Linked DNA regions of Homo sapiens: regions 1, 2, 3, 4, 5 and 6 are each linked to region 7. The links are chromatin loops, found by intact Hi-C in ENCODE. Cell type or tissue: PC-3. All regions are shown on one strand. Each heading gives the region's core, and the rest is flanking DNA. Links, peaks and the distances in the headings are about the cores only. Region 1 overlaps CHN2 (chimerin 2). Region 2 has its middle 31 kb from the start of TRIL. Region 3 overlaps CPVL (carboxypeptidase vitellogenic like). Region 4 overlaps CHN2 (chimerin 2). Region 5 overlaps CHN2 (chimerin 2). Region 6 overlaps CHN2 (chimerin 2). Region 7 has its middle 5.2 kb from the start of CHN2.

Evidence for each region. A loop is a pair of places that touch in the nucleus more often than their neighbours do. Peaks named below come from ENCODE experiments on the same cell type or tissue, not always from the same donor. Only the 100,000 strongest peaks of a DNase experiment are listed, where the experiment ranks them.
Region 1: it touches region 7 in a loop (12-fold over the local background); 57 of 110 quality-filtered maps call a loop at or near these places.
Region 2: a loop joins it to region 7, with 7 times the contacts of the local background. A loop is called at or near these places in 37 of 110 quality-filtered maps.
Region 3: it touches region 7 in a loop (8-fold over the local background); 13 of 110 quality-filtered maps call a loop at or near these places.
Region 4: it touches region 7 in a loop (8-fold over the local background); 10 of 110 quality-filtered maps call a loop at or near these places.
Region 5: it touches region 7 in a loop (8-fold over the local background); 7 of 110 quality-filtered maps call a loop at or near these places.
Region 6: a loop joins it to region 7, with 10 times the contacts of the local background. A loop is called at or near these places in 95 of 110 quality-filtered maps.

The regions. Positions count from the first base shown.
Region 1 is chr7:29,343,200-29,347,614 of GRCh38, forward strand. All of the region lies in intron 1 of CHN2 (chimerin 2), which reads left to right. Among named protein-coding and RNA genes, the nearest start is that of CHN2-AS1, 140 kb to the left of the region's middle. In PC-3, for the core only: a CTCF peak has its summit at 2,618 (motif pointing left); a DNase peak (open chromatin) is centred at 2,592.
Region 2 is chr7:28,924,853-28,929,267 of GRCh38, forward strand. No RefSeq gene overlaps it. Among named protein-coding and RNA genes, the nearest start is that of TRIL, 31 kb to the right of the region's middle. In PC-3, for the core only: a CTCF peak has its summit at 2,358 (motif pointing right); a DNase peak (open chromatin) is centred at 2,309; H3K4me3 peaks cover 1,344 bases.
Region 3 is chr7:29,111,435-29,115,849 of GRCh38, forward strand. CPVL (carboxypeptidase vitellogenic like) reads right to left here. Exons shown (of 13, transcript NM_031311.5): 3 at 1,270-1,388. Among named protein-coding and RNA genes, the nearest start is that of CPVL, 33 kb to the right of the region's middle. In PC-3, for the core only: a CTCF peak has its summit at 2,617 (motif pointing right); a DNase peak (open chromatin) is centred at 2,487; H3K4me3 peaks cover 470 bases; H3K27ac peaks cover 1,782 bases.
Region 4 is chr7:29,282,972-29,287,386 of GRCh38, forward strand. All of the region lies in intron 1 of CHN2 (chimerin 2), which reads left to right. Among named protein-coding and RNA genes, the nearest start is that of CHN2-AS1, 76 kb to the left of the region's middle. In PC-3, for the core only: no CTCF peak of the experiment used is centred there; a DNase peak (open chromatin) is centred at 2,650; H3K4me3 peaks cover 247 bases; H3K27ac peaks cover 2,940 bases.
Region 5 is chr7:29,306,886-29,311,300 of GRCh38, forward strand. All of the region lies in intron 1 of CHN2 (chimerin 2), which reads left to right. Among named protein-coding and RNA genes, the nearest start is that of CHN2-AS1, 100 kb to the left of the region's middle. RefSeq lists an enhancer at 2,947-3,515. In PC-3, for the core only: a CTCF peak has its summit at 2,591 (motif pointing left); no DNase peak of the experiment used is centred there.
Region 6 is chr7:29,406,935-29,411,349 of GRCh38, forward strand. All of the region lies in intron 6 of CHN2 (chimerin 2), which reads left to right. Among named protein-coding and RNA genes, the nearest start is that of PRR15-DT, 150 kb to the right of the region's middle. In PC-3, for the core only: a CTCF peak has its summit at 2,024 (motif pointing left); a DNase peak (open chromatin) is centred at 2,057.
Region 7 is chr7:29,187,374-29,191,788 of GRCh38, forward strand. It overlaps a transcript of CPVL not described here and a transcript of CHN2 not described here. Among named protein-coding and RNA genes, the nearest start is that of CHN2, 5.2 kb to the right of the region's middle. RefSeq lists an enhancer at 2,444-2,593. In PC-3, for the core only: CTCF peaks have their summits at 797, 2,508 (motif pointing right) and 2,713; no DNase peak of the experiment used is centred there; H3K4me3 peaks cover 947 bases; H3K27ac peaks cover 551 bases.

The DNA.
Region 1 (4,415 bases), core at 150-4,149, 160 kb after region 7:
TGTGTGAATAATAAAAGAGGAAATTGTCCACCAGGAAAGCATCTCCAGCTGGCTGTGATAAATCTGCATTTTGTACCAGCAAGTAGGGAGAGTGCCTCGGGAGAGAGGGAGATCAGGGACATGGCCAGTGGTTTGGCAAAGGTAATGACGATGATAACCAAATTGAAGCTCCTGTGTCTTTTCTTTCCCTCAACCCCTTGTCTCCCTGTATTGCCACCATTTGCTTTCATTTCTCCATCAAACCTCCCTCTTACAAGCTCTATTTTCTCAATTTCTACTTGACCTTCACATCACTTGCCTGTGGCTTCCACCCATACCCCATTGCAAGGTCATGAGAAACCCCCATGTTGCTGCAGCAACAGCTCTCTCCATGTGTATCTCACTGGAGCAGCTGCTGCCTCTGTTAACCACTTCCCCCTTTTTAAATGTCTTGTGCTTTGCCTTTCATGTCGCCCCATCTTGGGGTTTCTCTCCTATCGCTCTGGTCTCTGCCTCTTTCCCTCTTCTTCTCATCCCTTCAGTGCTGGTGCTCCTCAGGGGCTCTGTCAAAGCCTTCCCTCCCCCACTCTCATGTTCCCCCTGTGTCATGTCATCTACTTTAGTGGCTACAGCTGCCATATGTATGCTGGGGTTTCCATTCCTGGATCTCCAGTCCAGGCCTCTTTTCTGAACTGCAGGTCTCTTAGAGATGTTCACTTGGCCATTCCTCAGCCATCGCTTTCCAGCAGCAAAAGCTGAGAGCCTTGCTGTCTGCCAGGCCTGCTTCTCCCCTGGTCTGCCCCTTTCTGTGAATGGCATCACTACCCATCCAGATGCTTAAGCCAAAAACCATTCATCTTCCTCTGCCCAAGCCAGAAGTCATGTTCCCTCCTTTCCTTCCCTGTCCATGTCCAGCTTGTCATCAAGGCCTGTAGATTCTGTCTTCTCCGTGTCCTTCAAGTCCATCCCATTTTCTCCGTCTCCACTGCCACCATTCAAGTTCAGATCATTAATGTCACCTTCCTCGGTTACTGGACAGTCCCTTGATTGGTCTCACTGCCTCTTCTCTTCTCTTTCTCCCATCTTCTCATCCTCCAGTCCACTTTCACTCTCAACTGCAATGATCCTTCTCAAATACAGTCTGGACTCTGTATTATCCCCGCTTGCATTTTCCCTGCCCTTTAGAAGAGGTAAGTCCTTAGCATGGTTGTAAAACGCTTAATTATCTGGCCCCTACTTACTTCTTTAATATAATCCCTCACCCCTCCAAAACACCCTCTGGCCACCCATCCAGACACAACAGAGCCTGTTTCAGCCAGCAAGCTGAGACACTTCTGGCTCTCAGTGCCATGTCCTGTCTTGCCTCTGGTTCCTGCAGGCCACACCTCAGCTTGTGTATCCTCCAAGAGCCTATCCATCCACATAGACACTCCTTACTGTGGGCTTCTGCAGTAGATGTCCAGGCAATAGCCTATCTGCTTGACTGGGCTCCACGTGCTGTGGTAACAGAACTTACTCTTCTCTTTGTCTTTGGGGACTTTAGGCCTTGCTCTTAGGTTTCACTCCTCTGAGACTGCTCTTGAAGGACCCTGGACAGGGCTACTCAAGGCAGAGGTGATCCGTCAAGGTGTGGGAAGAGCCTGACTGCCCCTGCCCCATGCAGCCTTCCAAAGGCTGAGGAGTCCTACCACCATCAATGCTCCTTGTATGCATCCTCTTGCTATGTTACAGTTGCCTTGTTATTTGTTTGGGACCCTCAGAAGAATGCAAGTTTTGGGTTTCTGTCTTTTACTTGTCCAACACTTTGAGCACCTGCTGTGTCCTGGGATACAGCAGTCATGGCCACTTCAGTTGTGCCATTTGTGCCTAGCTGAGAGGGCAAGTGGGGGCTGAACACAGCCTGGGCTCCCCTCTCCAGGCCACATGCTCTGGCTTGGGGCTCTGTCCCTCAGAGGAAACATCTTCTCTACACACAGGTGCTGTCTAATTGCCAAGCTGTACACCTGCCTGAAAAAGACAGCTTTTTCTAATTCACAAAAAGTACCCAACAGGCTAAGGCTGACCCACACATTGGAGGACAAGATAAATAGGTTCCTACTCTCACAGTGCTATCTGTCTAGCATGGGAAGACAAAACGTAAACAAAGAAATATATAACCACACAGCAAAACGTTTCGGATGGTGAAAAGGCTCTACAGAGAATTGAAGAGAGTATCTGGGGAAATGCTGTAGGTTGGTGGGTCCAGGAAGATGTCTCTGAGGAGCCAGAGCATTTACGCTGAGATCCCATGATAAGGAAGCCAGCAGTGTGCACGCGAGAGGGAAGAGACTGCATGACATCCCTAAGACTGGTATGGTCTTGGTGTGTTCGAGGAGCAAAAGAAAAGCCAGAGTGGATGAGGGCTAAAGGGCAAGAGGAGAGACAAATGCGATGACCAGGGGATGCTGACCGGGGGCCAGATCGTGCAGAGTTTCGTAAGGCCTCTCTACCTGTTCACCGTATTGTGCCCGAGGACTGGCTCGTTGCATTTATCCAATAAGTACCTGTTGAATGGGAGAATCTCATCATGCCTCTGTGTACAGAATAAGTAGCTCAAGACAGAAGCTCCATGTGGCCCCGGTGCCCTCTAGTGACCACAGGCTCCAGCCCAAGGCCCTCCATGGCTTCATCATCTTCAGAAAGTCACTTACTTCCCTTGTCTTTGGGGCCCAGCCTCAGGGTCCAGCAGTAATTCCTGGAATTTGTCTTACTAACTATTCTCTGCAAGTGGGACTCAAGCAGTTAGAAAAATCCGTGCTATGAGTTTCATAGTCAGACTGACAGCAGGCCTTCATCCCTTACCCAAGCAGAGTTTCCAAAGAGAATACATGGATGTCTAATTTCTCAGGGGAGTGCAGGGAACCAGCATTAGCAAGCAAGGTCTCTAACAGCCTTCAGATCTGGGTGTTTTGCAGCAGTCAGGATGACCTCCAGGTAGTCTCGCAGCTCAGGCCTGGCACCATTTGGCCGTGCTGGCCTGACAAGATCATAGCTACAGGCTGTACACTCTGTCCATGAGGACGTGCTGCTGAGGACCCAAGCGTGGGCATAATGTATGTATCAAAGACATATTGTAGCATGTGCACAGACACAACATCCCACTCCTGCTGTTGTTGTTTGCTTTCATTTGGATCCCAACCCATTCTGGGCCCATTAAGCTAATCACCCAACAAATTCTGAACTGTCATCTCATCGTGAGGCTGTTCCATGCTTGACTGAAAAACCTGTTTTCACCCAACTTCCCTGGAAGAAGCCTACTGCAGCCCATTTACAAATGTATGCATCAGTAAATCAAAAGTGACAGCACAGATCTGGCTTTTCTGGGAGAGGGGATGGCAGAGGGAGAAACCCAGTCCTTCCCCTCTGTTTCTTAAATGATGCCATATACACAGCTTTATTTGAAATGTTCTTTAAAAATAGGTCATCTTCAACTTCCTTGATAGCTCATTCTCTACATCGGTGAAACTTTGGCTCCTTTCATTTTCCAAAGCCTCTACCTGTGTTTTTCTGTGAGTCGAGTCATCCTCCACTGAGCCGAGTGAAGGAATCTGGCTCTCCCAGATGTTTGCAGGTATTTCCTCTTCAGTTGTCACTTTGCCAAGTGGAGCACATGTGTTCTTTAATTTTTCTTCATTAATCAGTCTCCAAATTCCTTTACACTTGCTCCTCAGGTGATTCCATCAAATCAACATATTTCTGGAGCTAAAAATGCCTGGAAGAATACAGCCTTCCAGCTGCAGCCATCCAAACGTGTGGATTCGCGTATGTTCCCTGCACTCCATGGCCATATGTTTCCACAGGTTCACTTCCAGGAGCGTTCTGTGTCTCCATTTGCTTCCCTGCAAATGCATACTTAGTCTCATCTGTGAGTTTTCTAACTGAGTCTTAAGGCATCAAAAATTAAGAGCATATTGATAACAGCCCAGTGTTGGTGAGAGAGGGTGTGGGGAAATGGGCATTCTTGTACCCGTTGCTGAGAATTTCAATTGACCTAACTTATTTTGAAGGCCATTTTAAAATAAAATGACCTTTTAAAATAAAAAATACAGAGACCCTTCACCCAGCAGTTCAACTTCCCTGAATCTATACTGCACCTGTATCAGTGTGGCATTGTTTATAGTGGACTGTATCAGTCCATTTCCACACTGCTATAAAGAATGCCTGAGACTGGGTAATTTATAAAGGAAAGAGGTGTAATTGACTCACAGATCTGCATGGCTGGGGAGGCCTCAGGAAACTTACAATCATGGTGGAAGGCGGAGGGGAAGCAGGCACCTTCTTCACAAGGTGGCAAGGGAGAGAGAGAGCAAAGAAAGAAGTGCCACTTTTAAGCCATCAAATCTCGTGAAAACTCACCCACTATCATCAGAACAGCATGGGGGAAACCACCCCCATGA
Region 2 (4,415 bases), core at 89-4,088, 260 kb before region 7:
GCCTGTGCCTTTTTCCAGTGCTTAAACATTTTGCCTCTCATCCCCTAAAAAGCTAAACAATTTATTGTGATCTTGAAGCCATCATTGCTGGGCATAGTCCTGAAATATAGTTTTCCTGCAAAAGGAGAGGGAGGGGAGGAAGAAGGAAGGGAAGAAGGAAGGGAAGAAGGACAGAAATGCACAAGATTATATGTAGAGTTAGTAATTCATTTAATGTTAAGGAAGGAAAGTCACCACCATTACAAGCGCCTCTTTAAAAAAAAAAAAACACCCTTCCACATAGACTGAATCTCGTCTTCTCTTATGAAGGTTCTAAATTCCTAAAGATGGCTTCAGTGGACCATCCAATAATCAGATAAAAGGTCCACATTGCCGTGGACACGACATGGCTAAAGACAGGACCTAGACTTTGTTCCTGGGATTTTGTGGCATATTGTTAACACAAATCACCTGATTACGTTAGCCAGCAATGATCAGTCATGTATTCTTTCGCCTTCATCCTGCTTCTCCAGTTAGAGGGTTTTGAAAATCCCTTAAACAATTCAACCACTTGTTACGGAAGGTTTCCACAGCCTCTTGTCTCCTTTGTCACACAGAAATTCCCCCAAATCATCTTGGCTGCTTACATCTACAGAGCTATAAACGGGATGCGAGTCCTCAGCGGGGAACACCAGAGCCCTCTGAGGGTGGGGAGCTTGGCGTCATACCAACTTCCTGGACCCACACTATCTGGGTTCACTAGTTATACTGATCAGACTGGCAAGTCCTCCTATGGGAAACCTTGTTTTGCGCCCCTCCATAGACATCACCTTTGTTTTTAGGTAGTATTGATCACCCGAGGATTCGGGTTCAGGCCCACGTCATTCTAGGGTCTCAGGGTCAGAGCAAGTAAGGTGATAAAGTAAAAGGGGTTAAATAATCTTATAAACACATATTCACACTGGAGATTTCCATTTTTTCTATTTCTTTTTATGAAACGTTTATGCACGCTTTATGGTTCTAAAACACAGGCTGCTGTTTAAGCCATTCACAGAGATAGAAAAGAAAAGAGAAGGAGAAAGCTTTTTAAATGTGGGGGCAGGGGAAAGCGGTTAGTGGAACTTCATCTGCTGAGTGTTCATACAGAGCAGAAATAAAGAAGTGTGTGTCTATCCTATGAAGCCTATAAATCTTAAGGAAACCCAACTGTTGCCGACCCAAAAGCCTTCTGCAAATTTGCTCTTCACAGTATCTGACCCTCCAGGCTCATTGTTCTGTGTTTTCCTGGATTGATATGGCCTAAAATCAAAACTGCATTCATAGCTCGGAAGTAATTTAATAGCTCTAGTCTAGAATTAAACTTTTTGGTCATTCATTTTGATTAATTGCTAAAAGAAATTCTGGCGCTTATACCCCTAAATACAATTTTATTTTGTGGAAACAGAAAACTTATTCTACAAAGAAGTCAACCTCTATCATAAATTCACCATCCAGGCTTGAGTGGTTTGACGTCTGGGTGCTGTACCTTGGAGACATATAATTGAAGCCCACGTGTAGATGTAGAGGTACTTTTAAAAATTTCCTCCTTGAAGATGACGTTTAACTCCACAGAGTAGCTTTCTTTGTCTTAATTCTCTGGGCTTCCATTTTTAAAAGAAAAAGCTATCCTCAAAGGCTTTATAGGGTTATTAATTACACAATGTCACCTATCGACAGAAGAAAGCCACTGTGACAGTCTCTAGCTGTCTGAAATTTAAGTAGGCTTACCAAAGCTCTTAAGACGACAAACACATGCATTTGTAGGACGGTTCCTGTCCCACTGAGGTTAACTAAATGGTCTGGGGATGGGCAAGGAGAAAGAAGGGGAGCACTTGCAAAGTAGCTGGCTCCACTTTGGAGGAAAAAAATCCTGGGGTTGTTTTTGAGGTCCGGCTGAGAACCAAGAGCAACAACAAATCATCTATATTTTTTTCAGCGCATCATGTCTATTTTTCACGTAGCAACTCCCTTCCGGGCATTCGGAAAACGCTCCTCGTCGGATATTTCTACCCACAGGATGCTCTTTCTGTTTAACATGGAAGTAGCTTTGAATTCTCTCTGCAAAGAAGAGGTCCGGTATCCCGGCGGGAGAAGCAAAGTGCCACTGGGTGCTGGAACGTGGAGGAGAGGGCTCGCAGGAGGAAGGGTGGGGCTTGGGAAGGAAAAAGGCGCGGCTCGGAGGAGAAACCGGCTGCTCACAATCCGCGAAGCCAGAAGTTACCCGGCTCGTGGAACCACGTCCACTTCCCCCAGCCAGTTCCCTCCTGGGTTTCATTCTTAAAAAGCGATTTGTATTGGTGCCTCTCTTCCGTGTGCTACAAAGAGAAGTGACCGCTAGAGGGCAATATGCTGCAAAATAAGAATTTGATCGCACATGAGAAGAGCTGAAATAATAAGCATACAGATAGAATGAAATAGAGGTATTGTGAAGAAGTGTGGTGAGTAGGCTTTCCAATCCCTGTTCTCCATATCCATACACCCCCTCAAATATACACACTTAACTGAATGGCAAAGTATCTGCACTGCAGAAGCTAACCCATCATTTTTTTCTCTCTCTCTCTTAGTTTCTGAGAGTTGGGAGGAGTTTTAGGGAATATTGAACTCCTCGACATCAGAACAGGGTAGTTTCTGGAAGCTTTCACCGTTCATAAGCCCAGAGTATAAGATCAAAGTAGTGGTTCTCAACCGGGGGCCGGGAGGGGAGGAGGGGAGTTTGCCTCCCAAGGAACATTTGGCCTTGTCTGGAGAGATTTGTGTTTGTCACAGCTTGGGGGATGGGGTGAACATAGATACTACATAGATACTAGCACCTAGTGGGTAGAGGCCAGGGATGTCACTCAACATCTTACAATGCATAGGACAACCTCTAATAACAAAGAATCATCCCCTGCAGATGTTCATAGTGCCAAGGTTTGACCAGGGTCAAACATGAGTGCACAGCTTGTAGATGCATTTCCATCCAGTGAGGGTGTGGTTCAGTCCTCAGCACTTCAGCTCTTCTCAGTGTTGACAGGCATCTCCTATGCATTGTGCATCTTTCCCCTAAGTAGACCTGCTCCATGTGATTGAAATGTGTTGCCGCAGGTAAGCTGGTCTTTCAGATTCCTGCAGCACAGAGACCCATTTACTGCAAGGCATCTGCCCACTAGGACCCGGACTGGCAGAGCCTTCTGATGTGGATTCCCCAGCCCACCCTTAAGGGAGCCTCTGGGCACTTTAGTCAGGGACCTGGCTTCCTCCACTTACTAGTTGTGTGATCTTAAACAAGTCTTTCAGCCTCCTCTGTAAAATGGTGATGATAATGACACCTACCTCCTGGGGTCTTGTAAGGAGCAAATGAGCTCACAGGTAGAAAGCCTGGTAGGCCCATAAGGGCGTAGGCATTGTCTTCTCTTTCTCCCATAGTACATGATTCATTCTTTGTTTCCCTTCTAAAGGACTTAGCCCAAAGGCATGTGCCACATCTGTCCTTGTCTTATCACATTTAATTTTTTTTAAAAAATCTTATTTTAATGGGTCATTACTGCATACTTCATCTTTGTCTTATTATTATTCAATTATTCTGTCCAGAGACAGTACAGGGTGATGATCACAAATTCAAGACCCAGCCTGCCTGAAACTGAATCCTGTTTTGCCCCTCCCTAGACAGCTGATCTTGAGCGAGTTATTTAACCTCCTTGAACCTCAGTTGTCCCCCCTCTAAAATGGGTGTGATAACAGTACCCATCATTGTACAGATTAAATTAATTAATATTGGAAAAGTACTTGGAACAGTGCCTGGCACATAGTAGTACTAAATAAGATATAAATAAATGAAAACGATGGTGATGAGATTCATACTATTTCCCCCAACACCTAAAAATCCAACCTAAATGCACCAGAATAACAACTGATGGGATGGCTGAAGCTAAACTTACAATGCCAGGATTCCAAGGTCATTCATCTACAGGTAGGGGGCTTGAGGAAGAGAGCTTCTTTTGCATCTGAGAACATCCATAGTGCAGGAGCCACATCTGGCCCAGTCCTGTAATTTTACTAAGAAGGCAACTCGAGCACAGAGTCAATGGTGCACAGTAGGGAAGCAGGACCAGAACCTGCCAGTCAACACCACAGCTCACTCCTTTTGGCCTACATTGAGTTGCTTCAATCAATAACCACGGTACTGATCTGACACTGTTATTAACCTTCTCTGTGACTTGCAATCCGCTTCCCCATATCCTGCAATGGTGTGGTGTGGCTTATCATTTGCCCTCTGAGAATATTTGATGCCTCAAGGGACACTCAATTCAAAGTACCTAGAAAATACTAGCTGGGTTTTTAATTCTTCTACCAGTAGACTGGACTTCACCTTGAATAGAATACCACTAATACCACTGAAGGAAAAATTTAGAGGAAAT
Region 3 (4,415 bases), core at 197-4,196, 76 kb before region 7:
CACTTGTATGACCCTCAGGGTGAGTGTCTCCTTGCATTGCAAGCTCTAGGCATCTCACTTGCCTCACTCAACACAACACTGACGAAGAAATAAGAAGCCCTCTCTAGGGGCCAAGAAAGCCTTCCAGAAAAGACGACAGGCTGACGGCTACTGTGAGCCCAACGACAAAGGATCTGGAATTTTTCACCATTTCTTACATGCCCCAACCTGACCACATCCCACCACAGGCTGCTTTGGGGTGAACTATGTCAGAGGCCATGTAGTTGAGAGAGCAGGAAAGAAAAGTCAAGAAAATATAACTCAATAGTACCAGGAGAAACAACGTAACTTGAAAACCACCCTGGACCAAGCAATTTACTCAGTTACTACAGATGCAACCCAGCTATATGCAAATCACATGAAAATATAAATAACACCCTCCATAGGGATAGCTTTTTCTTTGCTTTCTCTAGCCTGTAAAACAAATCCAATTTGGAGGATGAAAACAGAAAATTACTCTGCAGTGGAATAAGATTTGCTTCTCAGCGCTTCCAGCAATACCCGCAACAGCACCTCTAAGCTAAAAATGTCTTGTTCATACAGAAGAATGGCATAATCTAGAGGTGAACTACATAGGATTGGTGAAGTAGAAAAACATACCCACCTCTGTCTATAGAGATTTGGGAAAGTGATGGCCTTTCCTGCCAGAAGCCTTCCTAGATCGGCAATCCTCCCAATCTTCTAAAGATCCATAGAGTCTGAGTTCAGTTCTGTCTCCTCTGTGGCCCCCACAGAACAGAATATGCTCAATAAGTGGGTACTGAGTGCATGAAGGAGTCCACAGACAGCGCAGCTATACAAGGCCATGGCTGACTAGATATAAACATACTTAGCCACGCATTACCTGTTCACTTCAGGAATCTCCTTACTTCCTATCCTCCTTGGGCTCCCCTGACCCATCCCTGCCCTAAGTATTTTTAGAACAAAAATACAACAAAATGATAGGAAGAAGACTGTGGCAGGAAGAAGGTGGTAGTATTAACACTCCAAATAAGGCTGCAAGAAATTTAGAAGTTGGACACTTCCCACTCCCGCAGAAAACATTTGTTTCCTGCCCATAAATAGGAACACCATGCAGGTTTGCTTATTTTTAGAAAAACAAAAATCTTATTTTTAGAAAAAATCTATGAGATTTTTTTTTAAAGACCTGTAGCTCGGTAGGCTAACATTTCTACCCTCAAACGGCAAGCCAGGTCTTGAACACTGGTGTTCTTTCTGTTGGGCACCTACCTGAGCTGGGAAGAACCAGAAGAAGAGGTTGCTGTTGTAAGTCTTATTCACGGTGAGGAAGCCGGCATAACTCTTCATGTTCAGTCCTGGGAAAGGGCCGACCAAACTCAATTCTCTTCCTAGTGGGGGAAAAAAAATTTACCCAAGGATTACAGAAAACAATAACAACAAAAATGTGAGCCATCTATCTCAGTCTGGATGAAATGGAGTGATTAGATAAGCTAAAAGGGAACTGGTATGACAGGTAGTTCCTTCAGCAAATTCCAGCCTGCCCCTGGCCAATCCCACATAGTCCACGTTCACAATTTAGCCAAGGATATGTGAAAGTTTTAAGCCTTTGGGGAGGGGTGCCCAAATATATTTTATAAGCTGTAATAAGGTTTTTTTTAAGTTCTTTTAAAAAGAAGAAAAGAAAATCTCCTATCATTACACCTTGCATAAACCAAGGTGATCACCTTGGGCCACATGGAAAGGAGCAGGATAAAGTAACCTGACCTGAAACAGTGGGGTGCAAGAGTAACAATGTGGTGAAGCAGCTCTCGGCCTCGCCCCGAGAAGGCCTGTGTCCTTCACGCTCTTGTTTTCATGAAGGCAAAAAGCCTGTCACATCTACTAAGAGGAGTGGGCTGAGGCATATGGGAGTGTGGGTGGCTGTGGACATTGGGGAAAGGTGGACAGTGGTGGACAGTGGGGAGACTGGGAGTGACCTCATGGCTACTCAGGGGGAGCCAAATAGGACAATGGGGCAGTTGTGGGGGCCAGGGGTCCTGGCGTTCTTATGGCACCATTGGGACAGGCACAGGGAAGGAGTAATTGGGGATGCTTAGACAGCCAAGGATGCCCAGGAGTAAAGAATGCTACTAGGAGCTGACATTTACAAGGCCAGAATACCAGGGCTTTACATGATGTGGGAAGTATAATTCTCATTCCCACTTTACAGATAAGAAAGCTGAAGCACAGAGAGGTTAAGTGACTTGCCAGCTAGTAGAGGAGAGCTGGGATTAAACACAGCAGTCAGGCTGCAGAGTTTGTTCCTTCCCCCAGGGCTTTCAACTAGAGTGAGTCAGAAGGTGCAGGTGGCAAGGAGTGGGAAGGGAAGTAGTGGTCAGGAAGGGAGTGGCAAAGGAACAGAAAACAGCAGAATGTGGTGGCGAAGTAAAAGGGAAAGTTTGGGTGAAGAAGAATCCTTTAGTGGTGACAAAGAATGTGTCCCCAGTAGGAACCAGTCACTCAAGAAAAGCGATGTAAGTCTGAGCCATATTAAGTTGGAGACTGGCTAGTAGGTCAGGAAGCTTGACTCCTCACATGCCATCGACTAAAGATGCCTTTGACGGTAGGTGGAGCCCTTAGGCTCTGGAAGGCTAATTGTTAGCATCTTTTCCCAGCTCAGCATTCAGAGACATTGACAGGATAAAATAAGCCAAGGTGACAATATTAACACTCAAGGGAATAGATGCTACAAGTCAGGGTCCTGACTGCAAGGGCTGGTTGCTAAACTTTTACCAGCACACTGCTGTTTTGGGACCACTAGTTCCTATTTTACAAGGCCAGAATACCAGGGCTTTACATGATGTGGGAAGTATAGTTCTCATTCCCACTTTACAGATAAGAAAGCTGAAGCACAGAGAGGTTAAGTGACTTGCCAGCTAGTAGAGGAGAGCTGGGATTAAACACAGCAGTCAGGCTGCAGAGTTTGTTCCTTCCCCCAGGGCTTTCAACTAGAGTGAGTCAGAAGGTGCAGGTGGCAAGGAGTGGGAAGGGAAGTAGTGGCATGCCTCTTAGCTGAGCATGGTGGCAGTGCTTGTAGTCCCAGCAACTCGGGAGGCTGAGGTGGGAGGATCACTTGAGCCCAGGAGGTCAAGGCTGCAGTGAGCCATGATCATGCCACTGCACTCCAGCCTGGATAACACAGCGAGACCCTGTCTCAAAAAAAAAACATATATATAGGCATGCCTCTCAAAAGGAAAACCTCTCATCTAGACCACACAGTTCCTTTGCTGATCCTAGTGCTCCTATAGACCAGCTGGTGACCCACCATACAGGCATTTAACCTCCCTGTTCTTCAGTTTCTCCTCTATGGAAGATGTACTGCCTGTGGGCCACCTGGATTAAAAGAGCCCCCACATGTAAAATCTATATAAAGAAGCTGGCAGGTAGGGAGCAGAACTACTGTTGCTGTCTGTGAAATGCACCTGCTGACTAGGAACAGGGAGCACCTCTGAGCAGAGGAGGTCATGGGGACAAAAGAAAGGTCTCAACAGGTGGTCCTTGAGGGTCCTGTTAGGCTAGCACAATAGAAGAGCATGGGTTTCCTAGCCTGACAGACCTGGGTTTGGAATCCTAACTAGATTAGGACTCCCCAGCAAGTTGCTCCATCTCTCTGAGCCTCTTTCCTTTTATGCAAAATATAAATACTGATTCCGCTATCCTGGGCTTTCTGTGAGGATCAAACAACAAAAATGCATATGAACCCTTAGCCTAGCACTGCACATAAAATATGGGTTCAGTCAATTGGAAGGGAAAGTTATCATTAGCCTTTGGCCACTCCAAGTGAAGTCTAGAAGAATTTCCTTTTTCTGGCTCAGCCTGGTTCTCCCAGGGAAGATTGCTTAATGCAACCTCTGTTGGTCTTCACATTCTGTTCCCAATGAGGTCTATCCCTCCTCCATCAGAAAAAAAGCCAGAGAAAAAGAGAGAGAGGTGAGGATCTTATGAGAAAGAAAAGGGAGGTGTTTGGGGAAAGTGGTTTTTGCCACTCCTCCCCTCCCACTCTTCCCGCCATCTGTCGTTTTTCTTCTCCCTTTCTTCACTTCCACTCTTAATTAGCCCAGAGAAAGATCACCCCCCAGGGCTGGGCAGCCTTTAAAATGCTTTTGAAATATTTTTAGCAAAACTATTAATCTTCTCAAAATCAAACAGATACCACCCCCTGCCTCCCAAAAAAAAAAAGGAGAGTAGAGAAGTAAAAACTGTGGATTGGAAATGAGTGAGATGTGGACCACAGAGAGGTAAATGGGAAGAAGAGGATTTGAGAAAGACAACACAAAAATGAGAAAGGTCAAAGTATAATGAGAAAAAGAGAAAATATATAATAGAAAGGAGCTGGAGGGAATGGAACAGAGGAAAGGATGATTCAATCAATCTAT
Region 4 (4,415 bases), core at 295-4,294, 96 kb after region 7:
GTAGAGGAAGTGAAAGCCAAATAGCAAAAGTGGCAGCAAAGAGGACAGCTGGCCAGTAGGAGAGAAAAGAGAAGCCACCTCTCCTGGAAGCTGTGTTATCTGACCCCCTCGTGCTGCTTCTGCCTGAGAGTGCGTCGATGTCTGACCTCCACTGGAGTCAGTCAGTCCTGGGAATACCGTGTATTCCTGCATAACAGTACCTTAGAGCTTTCCTTACGTGCTTACCTGGTGGCAGGTGACTGTTCTGAGTGCTTTGTGTATTAACTTGTTTAGCTGCCTTAGCAACCCCTTGAGAAATCATTTTCCCCACTAGACAGAGGACGTAGCTGAGCAGCTCACCCAAGGCCAGAAGCACTGAGCGGAAAAGCTAGGTTTGATTCGCAGAATTCTAAGATGGTCTGCCCCCAAGTTTCCCCTCGGTTGGTATACACGATCTGTAGAATCCTCTCCCCTTCCATGTGGACAGGACTAGTAAAAATGATGGGATTTCACTCTCTTTATTAGGTTACATTATACAGCAAGGATAAAGAGATATTTGCAGATAATAAGTAAGGTCCCTAATCAGTTGATTTTGGGTTAATCAAAAGGGAGACGTCCGGGATGGGCCTGACCTAAATATGCAAGCTCTTTATATTTATATTTTTATTTTTATTGTCATTTTTATTGAGATGGAGTCTTGCTCTGTTGCCCAGGCTGGACTGCAGTGGCACAATCTTGGCTCACCACAACCTCCACCTCCCGAGTTCAAGCAATTCTCCAGCCTCAGCCTCCCGAGTAGCTGAGACTAAAGGCATGCACCACCATGCCTGCCTAATTTTTGTATTTTTAGTAGAGATGGGGTTTCCCTATGTTAGCCAAGCTGGTCTTGAACTCCTGACCTCGTGATCCGCCTGCCTCTGCCTCCCAAAATGTTGGGATTACAGGCAGGAGCCACCGTTCCCAGCCAAGCTCTTTTTTTTTTTTTTTTTTTTTTTTTTTTTTGAGACACAGTCTCACTCTGGAGTGGCTCACTGCAACCTCTGCCTCCCAGGTTCAAGCGATTCTCCTGTCTCAGCCTCCCTCCCTGTCTGTAGCTGGGACTACAGACATGCGTCACCACGCCTAGCTAATTTTTGTATTTTTACTTATTTTATTTTTATTTTTTGAGACGGAGTCTGGCTCTGTCCCAGGCTGAAGTGCAGTGGTGCGATCTCCCCTCACTACAACCTCCACCTTCTGGGTTCAAGCGATTCTCCTGCCTCAGCCTCCCAAGTAGCTGGGATTACAGGTGTGCACCACCATGCTTGGATAATTTTTGTTTTTTAGTAGAGATGGGGTTTCACCACGTTGGCCAGGCTGGTCTCAAACTCCTAACCTCAGGTGATCTGCCTGCCTCGACCTCCCAAAGTGCTGGGATTACAGGCATGAGCCACCACATTTGGCCTAGGCAAGCTCTTTAAAAGAGGCTCCAGGTTTTCCCTAAAGAAAGATAATTGAAGCTCCAGATTCTTCTGCTGACCCTGAAGAACCAAACAGCCTGTTGTGAACAGCCTATGGGAAGGGGCCACGTGGCCAGAACCTGAGAATAGGCTTAAGGTTGCTCAGAGTGGTCCCTGGCCAACAACTAGCAAGGAAATGGGGACCTCAGTCATCAGTCTCAGCGAAGTGAATTCTGCTAACAACCACATGAGTTGAGAGGAGAATCCTGAGCTCAAGAAAGGAACACGGTCTAGCTGACTCCATGATTTCAACCTGGGAAACCTGGAGCAGAGGACCCAGCCAAGCCACACCTGGACTTCTGACCCACAGCAACTGTGAGCTAGTGAGTGGGTGTCGTTTTAAGCTGCTAAGTTTGTGTTAATTTGTTCTGTAGCAATAACAGATGAATGCACAAGGATCTGAACCTCGTGATTCTGGCTGCAGAGCTCACATGCATCCTCCCTTCTCCAGGCAGCCTCTTCAGAGACGTCATCTCAAAAATCACTAAATCCTGGAACTTCAGGGTTGAATGGGGAACTTTGATCTAGCCCAGTTGTTTAATCAAACTTTTCCTTTGCAGCAGATGGCCACTGTGCAAGCAGACTGGGGGAGCTGCTCTACTTGCTGTGGGGTGTGTGAGCCGCTTCTGTTCTTTGCACTCCTCTCCTTGAGGAATCTCTGGGGAACACAGTTTGAGAACCACTGATCTGATCCAACAACTCATCTTTACATTTCCCTCTACAACATCCTGACACCTTGTTCCTTTGGAAAGTCTTCTGTGGCATTGAAATCTGGCTCACCGTAATTCCCACTATTGGTCCAGGTCCAGTCATAGGTGATACACAGAGCAAATGGAACTCTTTTTCCATAGGAGAATGCATCACTCATTAAAGACAGTTCTCACGTTTCATGGAAGCCTTCTATTTTCCAGACAAAACATCTCCATGACCACAAAGGAGCTGCCAGTCCCTTCTCTCCTAGTGTTTGCCTGTGTTTCTCTTAGAGTCAGGTCAGGAACTAAGCACAAAATTTTTGGTGTGGTCTGCTTCACATAAAATACGGCAAGCCTAGCATAAGCCACAGTCTAAATATTCTGTTTCCATGAATGCAGCGTTAGACCACATTTGCTTTTTCGCAACCACAATGCAGTGCTGACTCATACCACACGCAGAGTCAATCAAAATTCCCTTTTCACATATGTGGTTGCTAGGGTATGTCTTCACCAACATGTACTTAGGTGTGTTTATTTTAACCTGAATACAGGCTTCACATTCATCACCATTGTGTCTCATCAGGGATCTGGTGCATATCTTGGATGATCCTGATTATGTCATCCAACAATATTGCTCTTCTCCCTAGCATCACCTCAACTCTCAATTGGACAAATATGCCATAAATATCCTCATCGGAGTTATTGACAGAATTTTGGAACCAGACAGGGCTGAGGTCAGAGCCCTCTAGCACCATATTGATGACTATTCCCAGTGTTTGGGTCCTTCAAAAACTTACAAATCCAACTAATTGTATCATCTAATGGCAGTGATCCAACTCATAAAGGTACCACCAGAAACATAATGAACTATTTCCTGGCCGCCAAGTACAGGCATTAAGTCCATTTCTCTGCCTTCCCAAGCCAGGAGGTCACTAGAGCTCCTCCTGCATGCCCACAAACATGTAGGAGCCTCTTTTCGAGGATGTGCCTCATACCCACCCTTTTATAGTTTGCTCCTCCTTAGATAAACACCATTCCCCCCCGCCCCCCATGATTCCATTCTCTCTCATCTTTTTTTTTTTTCCCCTTACTCAGATTCCCTTGGGAAAAGGTAAAGACTACTTAGAGGATACCAGTGAACCTTGGAGTACCTAAATGACTGTGGCAGGCCTCATCTTTATTTCAGAGGAGGAATCTTTTTGGGGTATCTTATCATAAGAAATAGGGTAGGGCTCCAGTGTAAAAGTCAGGACAAGTTGCATAGGTGGGAGGGGTGCAGGGAAAGGTGGGGTCTGCATGTGGGGATGGGGTGGGGAGGGAGATGAAGGGACAAGGCTGTGTTTACCTCTGAGGTTTCCGTGGGGCAGGGGCGAAGCCAGCGTCTTCTGCAGCCTTACCCTTTCTTCCTCTCATTTCACCATTTCTCTACCAGCCACACCTTATATTAAAACAGAGGGTAAGGGGAAAAATAAGACTTGCTTTGTAAAGTGGGGTCATTGTTCTTGACAGCACTGCTCCATGTGGCATCTTGGGATGGATGAGTTCCCAGATCCACCCTAAAGTGGAGATGCTGTGATTCCACAATTCCTTTAGAGAGACCATAAAGCCCATATGAGTGGGCTTGGTGGAGATAGTCTGCGATTATAAATATATCACAAGCCTGTCTTGGTTTATTTTTTCATATACCTTTCTCCTTTATTCACATTCATTTATATAAACGTGAAAGTTGCCATGGGTCTTATAGGATACCTATGCTACCTGAAGACCAAGAGCTTCTGTTTGATCATTGAAAAAGAAGTGTTTTAGTTGTGGTTAAATTTGACAGTGCAGCATTCACCTAGTATTCATTTACCATCTCTAATAACTATCTCCCTTCCCCTGGGGATGGGGACCCTTTTCTTCTCCTGTATTTTTAGTCCATTTGTTTCTGGTGGAGTCCCCTCTATGCTCTACTTTATACGGGTATGCAGCTTAGGTCTGGCCAATCAGAACCTTATATTCTCCCTTGTTTGATTCAAGGCACCAAGAGGGCAGAGAGACTTTTGCTGAGTCTCCTGGCAAAAATACGCTTGGTCTTCTTCACTGAACTTTTCAGGTTTTGAGGCTCAAGCCATCTGAGCCACCTTGCCCCCAGGAAGTGGGGATCTGAAAGAGGATGGCACTAACACAGAGAAAGTGGAGATGGGAGATGGAGGCAAACTGAACTCTGGGGGCATGAGGGGGAAGTGACTACATTCTAGACTCA
Region 5 (4,415 bases), core at 269-4,268, 120 kb after region 7:
AATGAGTGTTTCCATCCAGTGGTGTGAAGCATGTGGAATAATTAGCTCTCAGCGTTAAAGATGTGACTAGTAACGTCCAAGCCTCCTTCCTCTTAAGAGTATGATTTTCTTATGGTGACATTTTCAAGAGGACATCCGTAATCTCTCATTTTGGGGACAGCAGGAAAGAGATGTGCCTGGATATATCCTATCAGTGTTCGCTGATTCGCCTTCAGCTAAATCATTTAACCAGACCAAGGGAACTGAGATTTGAGAAGCTCAGTTGTCTGTAAATCTAATGGTTCCCAACTTACAATCACTTCAGATGTTTTGAGGGGTCTGCAGCCTCTTTTATACATTTTTAAAAGCCTAATAAAAAAGCTAATGGAATAATTATCTATCAGTAACTACATAATAAGTTCAGTTTGTTTTGGAGATCAGATCTTTCAAATCATCCAGTTTGAAGGGAAAGAATAAAAGGAGTCTATGAGTTACAAGGTTGGTGAGTATGATTAGTCAACATCAATTTACAAGTAATGGTATTCCTACTGTGGTGAACCGAATAATGGTCCCTGCAAACATGTCTCTGTTCTAATGTCTGGACCCTGTGAATATGTTGTTACATGTCAAGTGGGAATTAAGATTTCAGATGAAGTAAGATTGCTAACCAGGTGACCTTGATTGAGATGGGCAAATTACCCTGGATTATCCGAGTGGGCCAAGTGTAATCACAAGAGCCCATTTAAGGCAAAGTAGAGTGTGAGAGTCAGAGAGTCATTGAAGGATGCTCTGCTGCTGGGTTTTGAAAAAGAGAGGAAGGGACCAGGAGTCAAGGAAGGTGGACAAAATAGATTCTTCCTTAGCGTCTCCACCCAGCTGTTGAATTTGCCTCCTGGGCACACAGGAAGTCTGCATGCCCAGCCCTTCACATCCAATTGGGGCCATGTGGAATGTGGCCCAGGTGATGTTGCTCAGAAAGAACCCAGCCCAGAAAACACCTTGATTTGAGCCTAATGAGACCTATTTTGAATTTTTGACTTCCATAATTCAAGATATTAAATTCTTGTTTTTTTAAGCCACTGAGTTTGTGCTAATCTATTAAAGCAGCAGTAGAAAACTAATGCATTTAGCACTGCATCTTTCTGGATTTTTGGTCATTTTAAATAAATCAGCTAATAGTGTCTACTGGGTATCTCGGCATACAAATAACTGTGTCAAAGGAGTTGGAAAAGTATGGAGAATGTAGAATAAATCCAAACTCTAATTGTTGTCTACAAGCTCCTGCTTTTTCTCTCCTTCCTGTCTTTCCAGCCTTACCTTATGTTACGCTGCACTCTCTCAGCTCCCACTCCTCCAGCTGTCTTTCCATTCCTCAGACTTCCTGCCGTGGGCCCTTGGCTCATGCTGTTTCCTCTGCCTTGAATACCCTTATTCCAGATCTTCCAAGAACCGGCTTCTTCCCATCTTTTAGGCCTTAGCTTAACCCTTCCTCCTCTGTTAGTCAGAAGAGTCTAAGTGCTATCACTTACAACCCAATATCCTAGTGGTTTAAAACAATAAAGCACGTGTCCCTCACGTCACAGTGCAAGGTGGTTGGGGTGTGTGTGTGTGTGTGTGTTGGGATAGGAATTGGGATTCTGCTTTGTTCCACACAGCCACCAACCATTCCAGCTTGTGACCTCTCTTTCCCCCGGTGCCTTCTCGGAATCCTTAGCAGGATCTCTGCAGTCACCTGCTGAGGAGCAAGGAATGCGTGGAGGATTGTGTGGGCTGGGCCTGGAATGAACATCACCTGGGCCACATTCCATATGGCCTCACCTGGATGTGAAGGGCTGGGCATGTAGTCTTCCTGTGTGCCCAGGAGGAAAATTCAGTAGTTGGGTGGATAATAGCCCTGTTCTGCCCTTCCTCAGAGATGCCTCTTATAACCGTGCTAAGCAGATCTGTCTCATTAGCCTCTATGAAAACACCTTATTTAGTTCCTCCATTGCACTTTATACTCAATAATTTTTTGGCTTCTTTGTTAATTGTGTTCCTCTCCAAGACCAGAAGGGTGTGAGGATAGGAACATGTCTGTTTTGCTCACTACTATGTGCACAAACCTGGCAATGCAACATCTTGCACAGAGTAGATTACCCACCAAGAATAGTTTATTAGTATGTGATGAATGGATGATGAATGAATGACCCAACAAGTGAATGAATGGAAAGCATAGACCTTGTCTAGAGGGTATCCACTATTATAGCAAGGACAGAATAAATAGGTCATAGTCTTTTACAAGAATAAATTTCAAGAAGCAGCCAAAAGCTTTTTTTTTGTTTTTGTTTTTGTTTTTAGAAATAAAGGACTTTGGCCTACGGTTCAAAAAGTGTTTGGAAAGTCACCGCTCTTTGGGTTGTAGAATTTGAGTCCAGTCTTCCAGATGAGCAGCCTGAGAGTAGCAGTGCTCTCCTTATTTGGGTTGATTAATTCTGCTCTTGTATTTCTGAGAAAGTGTAGACCCTTTCAGATACCATCCTAACTCTTCCCCCACCCTTCCCTTCTCCACTCATAGAGGACAAAGCATTTGGCTCCTCTCCTCCTACCACCTGTTCCTATTAATATATTCACAGTGGCCCCCGGTGGTGGGAGCATGCCACCTCAGATGAAGGAGTTTTCTAATTTTGCTTCTCCTTTTCTTTCCCATTGTCATTGTCCTTTCTGGCTTAGCATGAGCTAGTGGCATGTGGCAGTCTGAGAAGTGGAATGCCTAACCCAAGGAAATAAATGATGCATAATCAAATCCAGTTGCGTAACTTCGGGAGTTTGTGTTTTCTTCTGTTGATTCACGAAGATCAAGGAGCTGATGGGAATAGGTTCTGGCCTTGCCACCAAATGTGCTTCTCCTCCCATTTTCTGAGTAGGGCTCCAAGGGAGGTGCTGGGCCACTTTGCCACGCAGGCTGGTTGCTGCCTCATCTCCTGCAGGTGAGGGTGGAGACCTCGCGGGCTCATGGGCCCTGCTGTGGCTGTTACATGGATCCAGGTTGTCTAGGGTCTGGGGAATGCTGCTGAAGGGGCCCAAGTGCCTGTACCCTGGAAGCACTGGCCAGGCAGGACTCCCTGCCTCAAATGGGCCTCTCCCACCTTGTTCTGTCTCTCATGGGGCAGGCACATGGCATTTCCTAGGTGGGGGGACCAAGAAGCTGTGGCTGGATTAATTCTTGTGAAGAGTACAATAAACTACATTTAACTTACTTTCCCTTACTTCAACATGGTTACACGGATAAAATACATTAAAATGAACACTAAAATCAAGTATGTGGACAAAGATGTATCAACAGGAATGTTCAGTAATAGAAAAAAAACTGGAAACAACTTATACATTCACATAAGGGAGGAGATAAAAATAAATTATGATACATCCATAGAGTGGAATACTTGAAGCCATTAAAATTGAACATGTAGAAGAATATTGAATGAATATAATCACATTCATGTTTAATTTTTAAAAATCAAGCTGCAAAACAGTGGGTACCATATGATCCTGTATTTGCAATTAAAATGTATACAAATATAAACAATGGAAAATATAAAGATTGAAACGGGATGCTTAGTTCAGTAAATGGGATTATGAGTGATTGTTGTTTTATTCTTAGTGCCCAACGGTAGTTCCCAAATTTTCTGTATTTAATACATATTTGTTTTGAAAGGTGATATAAAATTCTAAAATGGTATTTTAAAAATTAGATGACTGTCTTAGTTCATTTGGGCTGCTATAACAAAAACATCACAGAGTGGGTGGCTTATAAACAACAGAAATTTGTTTCTTACAGGTTTGGTGTCTGGTGAAAACCCATTTCCTGATTCATAAACAGGGCCTGTGTCCTCACTGTGTCCTCACATGGTGGGAGGAGGAAGGTGGTTCTCCAGAGTCTCTTCTAGATGGCACTAATCCCATTTCTGGGGGCTCCACCCTCATGACCTAATCATCTCCCAAAAGCCCCTCCTTCTGACACCATCACATTGGAGGTTAGGATTTCAACATAAGAATTTTAGGGGGATGCAAGCATTCAGTTTATGACATTGACTAAATTCTCCAAATAATTACTTGTTTATTAAAAAGAAAACTATTGAAAGAATTCTTAAACAACAAAACAAGTCATTAATGTGCAATTTAAAAAGCCCCATAACCTGCTTTTCTGTCTGTCCTCAGTACAGATGTTTTCCCTTCCTACTGCACACTTAATAAGTCTCCGAGCCTTGTAGATTCATTGTAGATTCAGCCTTGTTAGCATCTCTTGTATCCAGTCCCTCCATCATATTCTCCCTGCCCCTGCCTTTGTCACCTGTTGATGGGACTCCCTGCCTCCTGGCTTTCACTTACACCGTTCCATTGTCCTTCCTGTCACCGACAACCTGGCAAATGTGATCCATCTTAAGAGGTTCAAGGGCCAC
Region 6 (4,415 bases), core at 91-4,090, 220 kb after region 7:
AATGGATGGGTGACTTTTAAAATGTAACACATTGCCCCACATTCACCCTAAGGAACAGCGTATCTCAAATTCACCAAGAGGGTGCCTCAGCATCTCCCGCACCGTCTCTCAGCACGTGCTCCTTCCTTCACTGGGCTAAGATCTGGCCACCAACTCCTTGTAGCATCAGGAGCAGCAGGAGTCTGGAGAAGCAGGGGAATCGTGGAGACCATCTCATGCAACCCTTCTGTTTTGCAGGACAGGAAACTGAGGCACCCGGCTCAATAGCTTAGAAAGTATTTCAGTGACACCAAGGAGGCTTGGATAGAAAAGGATGCTTTTCAGCAGCTATCTTAGAGTTAAGATTGTTGAGGCCTTTTTTTTGGATGGGATCCACAACTGTGCCACTGTGGAGGGGGTCTTGGTCCTAGGGGGTGGAGAGGCTTGGTGACTTCATTCAGGACAGTAGATTCAAACATAGTGTTACCCATTGTCCTTCACCAAGCAGAGGCGTGCATTCATTTGCCAAAGAAAGAACCTGAATTGTTAATGCAGAAAGCATTATGGAGCTGGAAAAGATCACTTGCATTACAGGGTCTAAAGAACCTATAGATTTTCTCTGCAGGAGGTTCTTTGGAAATAACATGTAACTGACATACCCAGTCTTTTCTCAGGATTCAAGGGTAAATGAAGATGAGCATAACTTAGCTATTATAGTAGGTGACAGGTACCCTGATGATGCTGACCAGCCGACTTGCTGCCCTTGCACGCAGTCATAAAATGGGGTGGGATAGGATGCAGTGAGAATGGATTTAACTTAGATTACATCCGCTCATGAGACTGGGTTTTGCCAAGCATTGTTTTAAACCAGAATTCCCTAATGATTTGGGATTTATCACTCAGTCTGAGCAATTGCTGATTTGGTTGGCTTGGTGGTTCTCAAACTGACTGAAGGTTGGACTCACTCTGGGAGCTTTTAAAAAAATGCCCATGGCCGGGCTTGGTGGCTCATGCCTGTAATCCCAGCACTTTGGGTGGCAGAGGCTGGCGGATCACTTGAGGTCAGGAGTTCAAGACCAGCCTGGCCAACATGGTGAAACCCCATCTCTACTAAAAATACAAAAAAATTAGCCAGGCACTGTGGCACATGCCTGTAATCCCAGCTACTCTGGAGGCTGAGACAGGAGAATCACCCGAACTCAGAAGGCGGAGGTTGTAGTGAGCCCAGATCACACCACTGCACTCCAGCCTGGACGGCGGAGTGAGACTCAGTATCAAAAAAAAAAAATAAATTAAATTAAAAAATATATATTAAAAATGCCCATGTTTGACCCCACCTGCCTATGGAATCAAAGTCTTCACTGGTGAAAGGCACCTGTCGGTCTTTTTTGGCTCCTCAGGTGATTGTCAAGTGCAGGGCTTGAGAACCTGGGTTAGATGGAAGGGGAGACGAGAGTAAAGGTGATCAGACATTTTGGAGCATTTTCTTTCAAGGACACCTGTCTCACTTCTTCCCATGCCTCTTATATTCCTGAGGCTCTTTTATGTTGTAAATTAGACCCTAGCCTTCTTTCTCTACTTTTACACAACACGTGAGAAGTCCTCTGGGGAAACATTCTTCACACAGTTAACTCTGGTGGCTACAGTTACCTGTGCTGGTTCAGGGTTTGGCTTTGCTCCCTTTCCATGACTCCTTTCCCGAGATTATTGCCTGAAATATAAATGATGGGAAACAATTAACTGAAGTGGGATTAAAGAATTTAATGAAGGGGCAAGGAAAAGTTAGTCCCTCTCTCAGGGGTCAGCTAGTGGTTTCTTTGGGTGGATATTAGAAAGAATCTCTTTTTACCAGTTCCTCAATATCGGTGTTTTCAAAGAGGAACGGAAGAGGAAAGTCATCCTAATACATTCAGCGTATGGAGGGATATGATGGGCCAAACGCCAAACCCTCCTTGTCCCCATCCAAAATCTCTCTAGGAAACAGCTAATTTAGAGACACGGCTCCCGAGAAAGTATTTTCTATGCAAATAGTGCCATCTTGTGGCTGAAAGGAGAGTTACATGCTGATGACACAAAGGACCAAACCTAACGGATGTGAAAATGTGCAAGAACAAATTTTTCAGCAATGAATCCATTGAGTCATCCCACTTTCCTCAAGTTTTATAGCACAGATCAGGCTACACAGTGGCTTGGGGTGTCTGTTCTGTAGCCTGTGCTCCTTCTCTGCATAAGCACGTGGGCAGCTCTGCGGGCCTAGGACTTGTAAAAATCATCCCAGGAATCTAATTCTAGTCCAAAAGTGCTCAAACTTCTCGGCCTCAGGACCCCTCTATACTCTTTAAAGTTACTGAGGACCCCAAAGAGCTTCTGTTAATGTGGGTTAAATCTTGATATTTATGGTATTAGAAAGTAAAATAGAAAAATCTAAAATATTTATTAATTCTTTCAACATAATAGTAATAAACCTATTATGTGTTAGTATGAATAACATATTTTTGTGAAAAATAACACTGTTTTCCAAATAAAAAAGTGATGAGAATATTGGCATTGTTTTTACATTTTTGTAAATCTCTTTAGTGTCTGGCTTAAAAGAAGACAGCTGGCTTCTCACATCTGCTCCTGTATTCAACCTGGGATATATTGTTTTATTTGAAGTATAGGAAGAAGTCTGGCCTCACACAGATGTGTAGTTGGAAAAAAGAGGAGTGTTCTTATAGCCTTTTCAGGTAAATGTGGGCTTTAAAATATATACTAGACCACAATTCAACAAGTGGTAGTTTCTTAAAGGTTAGTTGCAATGTCAATCACAGAAGGCAATTACTGTAATAAAATCAGTTTTGACATCATGGACTCTCTAAAGGGATCTTGGGGATCCCCAAACATTGGTGGGCCACAGTTTGATGAAGAGCCCAGCTTTTCAAGATGTTTATATTTTGACATCTCCAGAGTGGTGTTTGAGAGGAATTGTCCCACCACTTTTATCACCTTTGACTGCAGGAGGTAAATGATGCTGTCACCTGGGACTGCTGTACACCTATGGGGACTGGGCAGGCTATGATGAGGAGGCATTCTTCTGGACCTGACCCACCAAGCGCCTGCCCTGAGCACGACCTCAGAGCTCTTCCCAGTGGCTCTCACTAGGCGGTGGGGGGACAACAGGCTGAGTCTATATGAGTTTTAATTTTAGGGATCCCTCTGGGGTTGTTGAATGTTTTTAATTTCATCGAGGCTTTTTAATCATGGGACTTTTAAATAATTTATTCTGGAAGAAAATTTTTATAATGTTTAAAACAGGGTAGTGTCTTGTTTATATTTTAGTTGGGCTTAATCGTAGGAACAGTGTTGGTAGATTTAGGGTGATTACTTTCATTTTTAAGGTGAAATTGAGCTGTTTTTGTCTTTTTAGTAATTATATGGTGGTTTTTGGCTGTGAGTAAAATATTAATGTTTGTTTATTAGTCTAGGTGGGATGATATGTTAAAAAGATAAAAGACAATAATTTGGATAAGTATTTAGGGTTCTCTTGATTAAAGGTTTTTTTTTAATTAAATAGGTTTGAGGTGAGAAATGGAGAGTATATTTGCATTATGTCTGTGGGTCATCTATTGGCACTTAGTTTTTTAATTGGTAAGCGTTGAAATAGAGACTCTTGTTTGAGGAGTCTTAGCCCCTCACCTAAATTGGGTATTTTGTTGAGTATGGGATGTGAGATTATACTTGACTTTTTTGATTTGTTTTTCTAATTAGGGGAGTTTGTCTTTTTTTGTATTTTTGTTTTTGAAGAAACTGGAGGGAAAAAGTTATAGGAGTTGATGAAAAAGTTGAAGGAGAGTGTTATTATTTTAGACCTTTGTAAGGGGAGAAAAAGTTGAAAGTAGTGAGACATAGTAAAAGTTGAACTTTTGATTTATAAATTTGAGAAGTTTTTAAAGAATGACTGTTACATATAATGCTCTAGTTATTTAAAATATTATCTAAAACTTTAAAAACACAGACTTTCCTCCTCAAATCCCTAAACTCTCCTCCCTTACTCCCTAGCCACATTAAAAATTCCCCATTTCTACTTTTTATTAAAACAAATTTTTAAAATCTTGCCTTCCCCACCTTCTTACTTTAATCAGATCAAATAAACATTTCTCTATCTCCAAACACCTGTGTATCACTATTTAACATCAACTACACACCAAGTACACAAACCTAAATTTAGACTTCAACACAAGCCTAGGGCCTGTGTCATCAGGAAACAGTTCTGCAGGTGCAATTCTGATATATATGGCCAATGAGGAGCCACCGACTGGGTCTCATTCTCTTCTCCGTACAGAGGAAATACCAAGACTCAAAGCTCAAAGTGACATTGAACAAGGAGGGTTGGAAGGAGGAAACACAATTTTAGCAGAGCCTATTATTTTCCTTCTTTGGCCTCGTACTGGGTATCA
Region 7 (4,415 bases), core at 301-4,300:
AGAGACAGAGAGCACTTGAGTGTACTCTGTTATATTATACATGCCACTTCCTAAAGATTCTGATGTATGGCCAGGCACGGTGGCTCACGCCTGTAATCCCAGCACTTTGGGAGGCCGAGGTGGGCGGATCACCTGAGGTCAGGAGTTTGAGACCAGCCTAGCCAACATGGAGAAACCCCGTCTCTACTAAAAATACAAAAATTAGCTGGGTGTTGTGGTGTAATCCCACCTGTAATCCCAGCTACTCGGGAGGCTGAGGCAGGAGAATCGCTTGAACCAGGGAGGCAGAGGTTGCAATGAGCCGAGATTGCACCATTGCACTCCAGCCTGGGCAACAAGAGCAAGACTCCCTCTCAAAAAATAAAAATAAAAAATAAAAAAAGATCCTGATGTATTGTCAACATCCACTCTCTCCCCAGGAATTAATACACAGTTAAAAACTACCTGCCGTGCAGAATATAATTGAGTGCTAATAACATTATTGTTGGGCATACATTCATTTACATAAATATGAGGTATATTATTATCTCCATTTTACCTGATGAGGAGACTGTGAATGTGAAAGGTTATTTGTCCAAGATCACCAAAGTATCTGTAGCTAAATTAGGATTTGAACTCAGATTTATCTTCAAAGCCCAGGCCTGGCTCCTATGTCTTAATATACTCGCATAGAGGTGATGTAACAGGGGGGTGGTAGGGAGAGATGAAAATTACTTTTGCATCAGACTTTAATTCTCACAGATTACTCCAGAAAAGCAGATGTGAGCACGCTATACTTTGCTCTAAGGAACAGAGGCCACCTAGAGTTCCTAACTGGACTTTTATGCTTTAGACACTATATTACATCTATCACTTCATTCCATCATCACAAAGTCTGTAAATAGGGATTATTAACCCATTTTAGAGACCAAGAATATAAGATTAAATAATTTGCTCAGGGTCACACAGCTAATAAATGACAAGCTAGGAGTGAAGCCCAGGTCTTTTTGACTCCATAAATACATATTAAACTTTCCTAGAATCATTTTCTCATGCTTTGTTTTACAGACAATCTGGAATATTTGTAAAAGGCCAAAATATGTTTTCTGTATCAGAAGATTGGCTCAGATATTGTGTCTGTTAGCTTTCCTTCAATGCCCATTTACTCTCCTTTTTTTATTTTTTTTTTAAAAAAAAGAGGATTTCTGTTTTGTTATTGAACGTATAGCTGCTACAGGGAAAGAAATGAAAATATTGATTCAGATTTTCTTGGGGAGTGAAGGCAGAGGACATTCAGAGTACAGGATCTGCTCGGTTCCCTGGGCTGACAAGCTAAAACTGTGGATAAGAAAATGCCAGCTGTCTAGAAATAGTCTTTGAGGCTTGATTTTGGACGTTTTGTTAAAAACAACAACAACAACAAAACTGCTGAAAAGAAAGTCGTCACCGGCATGGATAATAGCTATAATTCCCAAACAGAAATCATTTCTATAGCTATTTTAAAAATTTGTCCCAGTTGAAATGTAAATGTCACAGGAAGGAGTCAAGGTTGTTTTGTAGGATCCCCCACAGCAAGGATATAGTTTTCCTCATACCTTTTTTTTTTTTTTTTTTGAGACAGAATCTCTTGCTCTGTCGCCCAAGCTGGAGTACAGTGGCACAATCTCAGCTCACTGCAACCTCTGCCTCCTGGGTTCAAGCAATTCTCCTGTCTCAGCCTCCCGAGTAGCTGACATTACAGGCGCACACCATCACGCCTGGCTAATTTTTATATTTTTAGTAGAGACGGGGTTTCACCATGTTGGCCAGGCTGGTCTCGAACTCCTGACCTCAAATGATCTGCCCAACCTCAGCCTCCCAAAGGGCTGGGATTACAGGTGTGAGCCACCGCGCCCAGCCAGTTTCCCTCATATCTTTATTCCCCAGGCCTCGTATACTCCCTGGCACATAATGAGTGTTTAGTCAACATGACTGAGTGAATTAATGAATGCTTGAATAAATGAACAGGTAGTAGAGAATGAATATATTGGATATCGTTATGAAAGCAAATTTTCATAGAAAAAGAGCATAAAGCCATAGGAACCCCCGCAGAAGACACGAAAAACAAACTCACTCCCTGCTTTTGCCCAGAGCAGGCTTACAGCTGGCTTCACTTTAGTTTATCCTAGATTTCTCTTAGGACATTGAAGACAGAAAAGATGTTTGTAACCTGAAGTGTCAGGGAACAAAGCCAGAAGGTGCAACATGCAGAAGAAAACATATTCAATGAGTTTCTGAATGCTATCCTGTTTTTCTCTTCAAACAGAAAGAAAAACTCTCTCTCTCTCGGCCCCCCACCCCCTACACTCCCCTTCTCCCTCTCTGTCTTTCCAGTCAAAGAGACTGCAGCGGATGGCATGCCTTAAGTGCCTGCATGTGCCGATCTGATCCGCCCAAGCTAAGTGGCCAAATAGGATACTCCAGGCAATACCCCCAAGCCCCCCTGCAGCTCAGTGAGAAAGACGATGCAGGAATACCTGTGCCTGCGTCGTGTGCCGCCACTAGGGGTCCCCAGCAGCAGGCGATGTGAACTGGGAATTGGGTAGCAGAGGCGGCCTCCCTTTGTCTGCACCCCAGGTGTGGACTCCTCTTTGTTCAGAGGCAGGGCCGCTACCTGCGGCGTCTGAGCTGCCTGCTCATTAACCCATCCTGGGCCGTCTGTGCACCTCCTGAGGAAACAGCGGGTTTCTCAGCTCCTGCCCCTAGTGACGCCTGCCTCAGAAGAGCCAATGCGTTCTCTTTCTCAGGACTAGGTGTCTTTGTATTTGAAATAAGGCTTAAACTACAGAGCGAAATATTTCTCACTACAGCAAAAGAGCATTTTGATGTTGAGAAATTGATGGCAAAAGGACCACTTTCAGGGTACGGTAGAGTACTTGCCATAAAATATTTAAAGCTAGTTGACGAATAGCCCTGCTATTCTCCTGTGAATGCCCACCACTGGATTAATCTTGAAAGTAAGGAATACAGTATTTCATTCTGTGTTTAGCACAGGGAAAGGGAATGACCTTCACTAAAAAACACTCCAGAATGCCTGCAGTGAGGGAGCACAGCTCCTGCTATGACAGCCACGTTCACCCTGCAGTGCTTTCTTGTCTGCTTTTAAACTTCAAAAGAATGGTGAAACAAAATAAACAAATTACACCACCATAAGAGCTACCCTGCAAACAATAAATCATGTGAATTGTAACAGCCGGTGAAGGAGGGTGGGGTGGGGATTGCAAATATTTACTCCATCAAGATTTTATTCTTATGTTTCACCGTTTCAGTCTTTTTTGATCACAGCAAAGGTAGTATCCTTACATGACCGTCAAGTTCTTTCTTTTGCTGCAGATGTGTTGTTACTCATTGTCTTGTAGCTCAGTGGTCACAGCTACTAACGTGGAAAGGAACTGGCATACAAGAGAACCATTTACAGATGTCCTTAATTTGCTCATTTACTCAATGAGTAAACAATTGAACAACATCCACTGAGCACCTATTGTATGCAAAGTATGGTAGACAATACAGGGGCTGGGCAAACAAGGATCCTGCCCCCACCATGCTTTTTTTTTTTTCCCTGAGACAGGGCCTCACTCTGTCTCCCAGGCTGGGGTGCAGTGGCATCAACAGAGCTCACTGCATCCTTGAACTTCTGGACTCAAGCAATTCTCCCCCCTCAGCCTCCCAAGTAGCTAGGACTACAGGTTAACTACAACGCCTGGCTAATTTATTTTTTATGTTTTTAGAGATGAGGCCTCATGTTGCTCAGGATGGTCTCAAACTCCTGGCCTCAAGGGATCCTCCCACCTCAACTTACTGAGTCACTGGGATTATAGGCATGAGCCACCAGGCCAAGCCCGCTATTAATGGACTAAGGTAATGAAATATATACCAAAAGTACCATTAAAATAAGACAGAGCATGAGATCTGCCCATTGAGAGGTACAGTAGATGGACTAGAGAAATCCAACAGAAGAAGAGTTATTTTCTGCCTTGGGAATCAGGGAAAACTTTCCAGAGAAGGTGCATTCTGGTTGAACCCTTTTGGTATGTAGGATGGGAAGCAGGAAGGAATGGCAGAATCCAGTGCTGCTAGCCCCAAGGGCATAGGCCACCATGAAAGAGGGTTGCCTTTGTGAAAGGGGGGAACAGAGATTAGATTGGAAAGGTAAGTTTGGAAGGCTTTGAATGCCAGGTGAAAGCTAAGTTAAAACAAAATGATAATTTTTATTCTTAAGAAGCCCACATTATCCACAAGACTCCGTTTATCCCATAAGTCTTTTAATATTTGAAGAAAAAAGGCAGAAATGTCTTTTAAAATTCTACTTTCCAAACAATTAAGATTTCTGTAGCACCAATATTCTTTCCACTGGCAAATAGGTATTACCTAGAATTAAGGCAACACATAAATGAATA